Regions from separate parts of the Homo sapiens genome. Here region 1 is linked to region 2. Evidence: read pairs that join two places in POLR2A ChIA-PET (ENCODE). Cell type or tissue: Panc1. All regions are shown on one strand.

What was found. ChIA-PET counts read pairs that join two places held together with the same protein. Peaks named below come from ENCODE experiments on the same cell type or tissue, not always from the same donor. Only the 100,000 strongest peaks of a DNase experiment are listed, where the experiment ranks them.
Region 1: POLR2A ChIA-PET joins it to region 2 with 5 read pairs; 10 of 35 experiments call an interaction of 5 or more read pairs at or near these places.

The regions. Positions count from the first base shown.
Region 1 is chr7:2,748,843-2,753,842 of GRCh38, reverse strand. The region is part of intron 2 of GNA12 (G protein subunit alpha 12); the gene reads left to right. It also overlaps a transcript of AMZ1 not described here. Among named protein-coding and RNA genes, the nearest start is that of AMZ1, 63 kb to the right of the region's middle. In Panc1, no CTCF peak of the experiment used is centred here; no DNase peak of the experiment used is centred here; H3K27ac peaks cover 2,159 bases.
Region 2 is chr7:2,802,997-2,807,996 of GRCh38, reverse strand. The region is part of intron 1 of GNA12 (G protein subunit alpha 12); the gene reads left to right. Among named protein-coding and RNA genes, the nearest start is that of GNA12, 39 kb to the left of the region's middle. RefSeq lists an enhancer at 1-79. In Panc1, no CTCF peak of the experiment used is centred here; no DNase peak of the experiment used is centred here; H3K4me3 peaks cover 1,191 bases; H3K27ac peaks cover 5,000 bases.

The DNA.
Region 1 (5,000 bases), 54 kb after region 2:
GCCCAGAAGAAAAAGATATCCCAGAAGAAACTGAAGAAACAAAAACTTATGGCACAGGAGTAAATTCAGCATTAAAATAAATGTAATTAAAAGGAAAAAAAAATTAAACATACACTTATACAGCCCGGCAGTCACACTCCTGGGCATTTACCCTAGAGAAATGAAACTTACATCCACACCACACCTGTACATGAATGTTCACAGAGTTTTATGTGTAATAGCTAAAATACAGAAACAACCAAAATGTCTCTAGATTGGTAAATGGTTAAATAAACTGCGGCACGTTCAGACCATGGAATTCTCCCAGCAGTAAAAAGGGGCAAGCTACTGACAGATGCAACAGTGTGAGCAGATCCCAAGGACATTATGTTGAGTGAAAAAAGCCAACTTCCAAAGGCCACATGCTGCCAGGTGCAGGGGCTCACACCTGTAATCCCAGCACTTTGGGAGGATGGCTTGAGCCCAGTAGTTTAAGACCAGCCTGGACAACATAGCAAGATCCCATCTCTACAAAAAATAAAATTAGCCAATCGTGGTGGCATGCACCTATAGTCCCAGCTACTTGGGAGGCTGAGGCAGGAGGATCATTTGAGCCTGGGAGGAGAGTTTGCAGTGAGCCATGATCATGCCGCTGCATTCCATCCTGGGCAACACAGTAAGACCCTGTCTCTTTTTTTAAAAAAAAAAAGCCGCATGCTGTATGGTTTCACTTTAAGTACACTCTAGAAAAGGCAAAACTATAGGAACAGAAAACAGATCAGTGACTATACATTCTAGAGATGGAAATCAGATTCGTGGTTACCAAGGGATTAGGGATGGTGGAAGAAGGAGGATGGCTGTGATTATAAATTGGTAGCACGAGGGAGACCGTTGTGGTGGGACAGTTGTGTCTCTTGATTGCAGTGGTGGTTACACAAATCTAGACAGGTGACAAAGTGCATGGAACCACACACACATTGTACTAACGTCAGTTCCCTGGTTCTGATATTGTACTATAAGAACAACAGATGTAACCACTGGGGAAAATGCATGGCAGGTCCACCTATACCTCTCTAGGCAATCTTTGCAACTTCCTATGCATCTATAATTATTTCAAGATGAAAAGTTACGGCAAAAAAAAATTCACGTTTCTTAGTACTATTAAAAACGGAATTGCTTTTACAATGTTTAGATTCCATTGGGTTATTGGCAGTATGTAAAACATATACTTGATTTTTGTGTAGTAATCTCTTATCTTGTGAATGTGCTGAACTCACGGATTGATTCTGTTGCTAGCTTTTTTATAGCTTCCTTAGGATTTTGTGTTTGAACAGTTAGGCGATCTGCAGATTGTTTTATTTCTTGCTTTCCAGTCCCTGTGTCTTTTGTTTCATTTGTTCGCTTGCTTGCTGTCTTGCTTTTTGCTGTTAGTCTTTCTAACTTAGCATTGACCAGAAGCAGTAAAAGTGGGCATCCTTGCCTTACACCCAGTGTTAGGGTGAAAGTACTCAGTGGTCCACCATGACTTAGGATGTTAGTTGCATGGTTTTCATAGATGCCCTTTATCAAACTGAGGAAGTTTCTTTCTATTAGTCTGGTGAGAGAGGACTTTTTTTTTAAGCCCTGAGCATGTGTTGAATTTTTTCACATGCTTTTTTTCTGCATCTATTGAAACATTCGTATTTTTTTCTTCCTTATTTTGCTAAAATAGTGGCTGTCTTCTATTGACATTTTTTATGTAGTTAGGTTTAAATTGCTAAAGTTTTGTTAAAGATATTGTGTCTTTTCAAGGGGAGAGTTGGTCTGTAATTTTTCTTTTTTGATAATCTTGTCGGTGTGGGTACCAGGATGATGCTGGCCTCATAAAAGGAGTTGGAAATTATTTCTTCCTCTTTGATTTTCTGAAAAAGTTCACGTTCGTTAGTGTTATTTCTTCTTTACGTGTTTGATAGTGAGGTCATCTAGGCCTGGAGTTTTCCTTTGGGGAAGTTTTGTTGTTGTTTTAGAACAAATCCAGTCTTTTAAAGGCTGTTCAAATTTTCTATTTCATACAGTATCCGTTTTGGGAAATTAAATTTTTTAAAGCAATTTGTCCATTTCGTATAAGATGTCCAATCTGTTAGCATAAAGTTGTTTGGAACATTCTCTTAATACCTGTCAATGTTTGACGGAGCTATAGTATAACTTTTTCATTCCTGATACTGGAGATTTGTTTTTTCTTTTTCTTAATTCCCTTAGGAGGTTATCAGTTCTGTTGACATTTTTAAAGAACCAACATTTGGCCTTGTTAATTGTTTCTATTGCAAAATTCATTTTCCATTTCATTGTTATCTCATCTTTGTTATTTTCTTTCTCCTGCTTACCTTGAGTTTAAAGAGCTCTTCATTAAGCTCTTTGAGGTGGTACCTTTGGTCAGTGATTTTTGATCATTTTTTCTCTTCTATAAGCTGTTTTTTTTTTTTTTCTTTTTTCTTTGAAACGGTCTTGCTCTGTTGCCTATACTGGATTGCAGTGGTGCAGTCTTGGCTCACTGCAGCCTCGGCCTTCTGGGTTGAAGTGATCCTCCCACCTCAGCTCCCCCTGCTGAGTAGCTGGGACTACAAGCATGTGCCAACATACTCGGCTAACTTTGGGGTTTTTTTTGAGAAGATGGGGTTTTACCATGTTGCCCAGGTCTTGAACTCCTGACCTCAACCAGTCCACCTGCCTCAGCCTCCTAAAGTGCTGGGGTTACAAGTGTGTGCCCCCGGGCCCGGCCCTAATATAAGCATGTAAAGCAACAGATTTCTCCCCGAAATGCTGTAGTGGCAACATCTCAAGATAAAAGTGTTGATATTTTAACATTGTCTTGAAGTTCAAAATACTTTCTGATGTACATTGTGAATTCTTCTTGATTTTGGCATGTCTGGGTACCACTCCTGGAGTGTGCATATCTCTCGCTTCTGTTCCCATCTGTCCACCTTTCCATTCGCACCCTCATATTAATCAGTTATTTCAGTTCCCAAGCTGATAACTCTAAAACTTTCGCCATATCCGAATCTGGTTCTGAGGCCTCACTTTGTAACTTCACACTGTGTTTCTTCACACTATGGGACATGCCTGTCCGATAGTCCCCCTTGCTCTTCACACTGTGTGTGTGTCTGTTAACATGCCTGTCCAATAGTCCCCCGTGTCCGTGGCTTCACCTTCCATGGTTTCAGTTACCCGCAGTCAACCGTGGTCCAAAAGGGGATGAATACAGTACAGTGAGACACTTTGAGAGACCACATTCACATAACTTTATTACAGTGTGTTGTTACAATTGTTCTGTTTTATTGTTAACCTTACTCTGCCTAACTTATCAATTAAACTTGACCATAGGTACATGTGTAAAGGGAAAAACAATATAGATAAGGTTGGGTATTATTCAAGGCTTCAGGCATCCACTGAGGTCTCAGCATGTGTCCCCTGAGGATAAGGAGGGGACTCCAGTATTTTTTCTTAAAAGCCAGGCATAACCTATCAGTTGCAGGCTCTGGCATCATCTTCTGTTCCTGGTAAACTGCGATTCTCTGCATTTGCCTGTCTGCCTCTGCAGTTTGGGGGCAGCAGTGTGTCCTGTGATCTCAGCTCTCTGATGGGTCTAAGCAGAGCTGGGACTTGCAGTTTGTTCTCCTTGCCGGTGTCGCTGCTGTGAGGATGGGAGTGACGACTTCCAGGCCCTTTACATGTCAGACCGGAGAGTCTGACTTCTTTGACCTGTGGATTATTCAGAAGTGTGTGGTATAGCATCCTTGCTATGAGTTTCTTCATACTTATCATATTTGGAATTTGTGGAGCTTCTTGAAATCTGTAAATTTATGTCTTTCACCAAATTTGGAAAGTTTTCTGCTTCTAAAAACATTCTCTGCCCCACTCTCTTTGTTCTCTTCTGTGAGATTCCAACTACTTGTGTATTAGGCCTTTAGGAATTGCCCCAAAGATGCCTGCACCTCATTCTTTATCTTTTTTCTCTTTTTGAGATTGGATCATTGGGTCATCTCTATTAATCTAATTTCAGTGGTCACTGATTCTTTCCTCTCTCATCCCCAGTCTCTTATTAAGTTCATCCAGTAAATTTTAAAATTTCAGATGTTGTGTGTTTTAGTTCTAAAATTTCCATTTGTTTTCCACTATGTTTTTTGTGTATCTGATAAGATTTTCTTTTTTTTTATTTTATTATTATTATACTTTAAGTTCTAGGGTACATGTGCACAACGTGCAGGTTTGTTACATATGTATACATGTGCCATGTTGGTGTGCTGCACCCATTAACTCGTCATTTAGCATTAGGTATATCTCCTAATGCTATCCCTCCCCCCTCCCCCTACCCCACAATAGTCCCCGGTGTGTGATGTTCCCCTTCCCGTGTCCATGTGTTGTCATTGTTCAGTTCCCACCTATGAGTGAGAACATGGGGTGTTTGGTTTTTTGTCCTTGCAATAGTTTGCTGACAATGATGGTTTCTAGTTTCATCCATGTCCCTACAAAGGACAAGAACTCATCATTTTTTATGGCTCCATAGTATTCCATGGTGTATATGTGGCACATTTTCTTAATCCAGTCTATCATTGTTGGACATTTGGGTTGGTTCCAAGTCTTTGCTATTGTGAATAGTGCCGCAATAAACACACGTGTGCATGTGTCTTTATAGCAGCATGATTTATAATCCTTTGGGTATATACCCAGTAATGGGATGGCTGGGTCCAATGGTATTTCTAGTTCTAGATCCCTGAGGAATCGCCACACTGACTTCCACAATGGTTGAACTAGTTTACAGTCCCACCAACAGTGTAAAAGTGTTCCTATTTCTCCACATCCTCTCCAGCACCTGTTGTTTCCTGACTTTTTAATGATCACCATTCTAACTGGTGTGAAATGGCATCTCATTGTGGTTTTGATTTGCATTTCTCTGATGGCCAGTGATGATGAGCATTTTTTCATGTGTCTTTTGGCTGCATAAATGTCTTTTTTTGAGAAGTGTCTGTTCATGTCCTTTGCCC
Region 2 (5,000 bases):
AATGATCACGGAGCTTGTGGTACTTTCACCTAATAATTCATCGTAGCTCCTCCACGGGGCACAGAGCGGTTTCTGCGCGAACAGGTTTTTCATGAGCTCAGCGGCTGCTCTTCGGTCGTGTGTGTGCCTAAGGTTGGCCCCTTAATTTGAAACGCTGCAGCGTCTTGTTTAGTGAGGCTGCCTGATGCTGATATTTAATTATTGCCATGTCCAAGTGCGTTTTTGGTGCTGTTGAAGTTACCATTGAGTTTATTTTCTGCAGTAGTAATTTACTACTTAAATTTACTTCTTCCAGCTTTTTTCCATTTGGTCTTATCGCAAGTTTGAACTTTCCTCCAGATAGTCTTAGAGGCAACGGATGAGAACAGTGAGCAAGCTGCTGTGTTATCCTGGCTAGGTTTTTTTTTTTTTCTCTCTTATACCTTATTTTAATGCTCATTAATTCAAAGAGATTTCTGTTTATGGAGACAGTAATTAATAGTAAATCTCCCATCAAATTCAAGGCTCTCTTGATTTTGAAACTTCTAAGAACTCAGGCTAAATGTTTTAAATTGTTCTTTATACCTTCATGAAACGTTTTATTGGAAGTGTTGACTGAGCCTAGTTTTCTTACTGGAAACAAGAGACTAGAAATTCAAACATGTTTGTGAAATTTAAGCATTTTTATTACTAATTGGTACTTTATTACTTATTATTGTATTATAATGGGACTTAGAGGAAAATAAAGTATAAAAATCAGTATAAAAGCTTATTTGAAGTAGAGAAGCCAAATGTCTATTCCATTTTTTCTAATTTTCAGTTGTCAGTATACATACACTAAATTTTCCTCATTTTCAGTTGCTAGTTATCCTGATTTCTCTTTGAGCTGTGGTTTGAGGTCATGACTGCTTAGATATTATTGGAGGACAATTTTCGTGAAGCAAATAGATCAACTAAAAAACAATTTGGGGGAAAATAAAGGAAAATTAAAAGTTATTAAACATAAATGTGTAAATTGGCAGAACCTTTCTGGAAAACAGTTTAGTAATATTTATCAAAACCTCAAAAATGTGTGTATACTTTTTTGACCCAGCAGTTTTATAATTCAACATCTAGGAATTTGTCACAAGAAAATAGCCATATATGTGAAAATAGGGATGTATCAAGGAGTTCCTTGCATCGTTGTTTATTCTTTCCATACACTGGAAAGAATTCCGATGTCCAGCCATAGGGATTACCTCAATCTTAGCATGTCCCACATGTCGGACTACTCTGCAGCCATTACAGATCTTGAAATCTTGAATGACATAGGAAAGTGTTTACGATACATCGCTAGAAAAATTTTAAAGTGTTACAAAATGTTCTGTAAAGAATAAGACAGATAACATTCCTAGATGTTAATAAGTTATTTCTAGATAGTGATATTTTTAAGGATTTAATTTTCTTCTTTATGTATTTCTATATTTCCTCTATTTTTTGCACTAAAAATACACTTTTATAATCAGAAAAAGACAAGTTCTTTCTTCTTTTTTCTTTTTCTTTTTTTTTTTTTTTTTTTTTGAGACAGAGTCTCGCTCTATCCCCCAGGCTGGAGTGCTGCAGTGGTGCAATCTCAGCTCACTGCAACCTCTGCCTCCCGAGTAGCTGGGATTACAGGCACCTGCCACCATGTGCCCACACCCAACTAATTTTTGTGTTTTTAGTAGAGATAGGGTTTCACCATGTTGGCCAGGCTGGTCTCGAACTCCTGACCTCAGGTGATCTGCCTGCCTTGGCTTCCCAAAGTGCTGGGATTACAGGCGTGAGCCACCGCCCCCGACCAAGACAAATTCTTTTAGATATGTTATCCTACAGCAATGCTGTCCAATAGCAAATCGAATGTGAGCCACAAATGTAAGGCACGTGTGTACTTCAGATTTTCTAGTAGCCACATTAAGGAGAAAGAACGAAAGAAAAATGATTTTAATAATAGATTTTATTGAATCCAACATATCCAAAATATTACAATTGCAACATGTAATCAGTATAAACAAAAGAAGTTTACGTGTTCTTTTTGTACTCTTTGTGATCCAGTATGTATTTATAATACCTCTCAGTTCAGCTGGGCCGCACGTCCACTGCTCGGTGGCCCTCGTGGCTGGGACAGAGCCACCATTAGATGGTCTCTTGCTGGGCTGCCAAGATAGCGTAGATGAGTGAGTGTTTTCAGTGTCTGGAGATATTAGACTCAAGTAGTGTCTGAATGCACAAAATGTCTTCTAATGTAGCCAGGCTTAACAGTATATCCCATACTTCCAGATTTTAATTACTATTTTTAAAAAATGTTCTAGAGAATTTCAGAAGTGTTGGGTCCTCAGAGGTCAGCTCAGCTCTGGCTCTAGTCTCCGTGCCTGCTGTAAGCTGCGTGAGAGCAGGCGGCAGCCCAGGCATCTTCTGCCTCCTGCCTGTTCCTCTGCTCCCTTATCTCTCCAGATACTCACAGCAGTGTAGAACAGAGCTGAAAAATCTCTAGCTTGAGCCCGCGCGGTCAAGGCTGCAGTGAGCTTTGATTGCGCCACTGCACTCCAGCCTGGGGGACACAGTGTGACCCTGTCTCTACAAAAAAAAAGAAAATCTCTAGCTTAAACTAAATCGGTCAGGCTTGATAACTGTGTGATTTTGAGCTTCCGCTTTCTCATTTGTAAAATGGGCATAATGCTATTCCTCGCAGAGTTATTTATAAAGACTAAATGAGCTAATGGACAGTGAGTACTTAACACAGTGTCGTTCACATGGCAGGCGCTTAGTCCCATGAACGCAGATTGTTATGGCCTCTCTGAAGCAGCCTTTTGGTTGATAGACTGGCATGAATTTTATGCATGTCTGCATCTGCTTATTTATTTGGCACCTTGGTCGGTGTTTAAAGGCTTTGTGGAAAGGCTCTGGGCCTTTATTTACCACAGTGTGCTGAGGCCCCAGCTTGACCAGGTTGGATCAGGAGGAGGGTTCTAAAGAACACTGCCTGGGGGTGCCACCACCACCATGCGCTGCACACATCATGTTTGATAATCAAAAGCAGCCTTTCTAAAATGAACATTAGCTGCGTATCCTCTTCAATATCTTTTTTTTTTTAATTTATTTTAATAGAGATAGGGTCTCGGTAAGTTGTCCAGGCTGGTCTCCAACTCCTGGGCTCAACAGATCCTCCCGCCTCGGCTTCCCAAAGCGCTAGGATTACAGGCTTAAGCCATCACGCCCAGCTCTCTTCAACGTCTTTAGTGGTAGAAAATGTTGAGTGGTAGCTCTGTGATTCCCAGACCTCACCATGCAATCCAAGATGGCCCCAACGAATGGGCCAAGAATATGTTTAATGAAAACCAACCTAGTGACACTGCCCCCAGAGGACAAAGATTTCACCATTTTCTCACACCTCCTCACACAGTTTCTTTGCACTCTTATCAGTTTTTCACAAAACCCAACTTGTTACTGTTTGGACTTTTGACACTCAGCCCAGTCCTATTGGCTTTGAAGTGGTGGGACCAAGGAAAGCCAGCCTTGTAGCAGGCTCATCTACAAGAGTCTGGCCCAGTGGCACTCAGACCATAGTCCAGAGGAACCCGGTGTATGTACACGCGTGTGTGTTTATGGGTTTATGGGTTTACGCATACACACACACCCGTCTATATATAGCTGTCTCTGCTAAAACAAATTCTTTGAAACACTTACCTTTATTATTTGCAGTCTATTCAGTTAGTTACCAGTATATTCTTTTCCTTTTTAAAATGCCTACTAAATGATTTCACAATGCAGATCCTGACTTGAATTTCGAAAACACTGAATTAGCACATGAAGCTGTTACCTGTTGATAGTGTGTGCAAGCTTTTCCCCCTTAGAATGATATTTTGTGTGTTTGTGTTCTCAAGTTTTGCTGATCTTTTCTGTACTTAAGAGGACGATTTCGTTCCCCCTTGTACTAGTGTTTGTCATGTAGTGAAATTTTTAGTGAAGGGAGATTCCGAGACTTATCCTGACCCCTGGAAGAACAGGAGAGGAAGAAGTTGGTCTGCCCATGGCCATGGCTGGCGGGTGGGGGTTGGGGAGATGATTCCAGGAGTTTCCAGCCTGCTGGCTTGTGAGTTTTGAAATGGAGCCCTGGATTTTCACTTTCCAGTTCAGGAGATCTGGGGAAATCTGGATTGGTTTGGAGTTGTTTTTTTGTTTGTTTGTTTTGTTTTGTTTTGTTTTGGACTTTTAGGAAAACCTTTTCAAGGCAGCTGAAAAAAGCTAATGATGATAATTTGCTTCTCCTATGCCATTCCTAAACCCAGAGTTTTCTCTGCAGTTCCATCTCCTCTTGAGAAGCTTAGCTTGGATTTCCCACTGTCCAACTGAACTAAATTTGTTGAAAACCTACCTAAATGTCACCCCTTCTAAGCCATCCCCTCCTGTGGACCTGACTTGGGAGAACTGGTGGGTATTGTGCTTACACAACAGGGCCCTCACTGCTCTCCGTGCTCTGCAGGTTTGGTGAATTCCTGGTTTTGGATCTCTCCATCTTTTATTGAGAGCACTTGGGGTGAGAGCACTTAGGGGGCTCCTGATCACTCTCCTGCTTTAGCTGCTCCTTCCCTGCCTCCTGTCCCACCTGCCACGGGACCTGCAGGCAGCCTCAGACCTTGCCATTCTCCTTTTCCAAAGCCCTCGATCGTCCCCTTTCTCACACAGACTTCTTAGCTCTCCACAGCCTGTCTGTGAGCGAGGCCTCACCAGCGGTGGCGATTCTGGCTGTCCTCCGACGGTCCTGTCCTTCCAGTTATGGGGCTGGCCTCTGTACTCTGCATCTGAGACTGTCGCTTATCTGCTCGTGCTCTGTCTTGCTGCTACGCTTGTTTTGAAAGTTCTCCCATAGCAGGAGCCAAGTTTACCGCCTTTTGGGTTTTCCCCATTCGTTACCCACCACTTTTCATTGCCTGAGGTGAGCCCTCGGTATAGTCACTGGCAGAGCCAAGAGGGGGCTTTCTTAGAGAAATAATAGGCCTGAT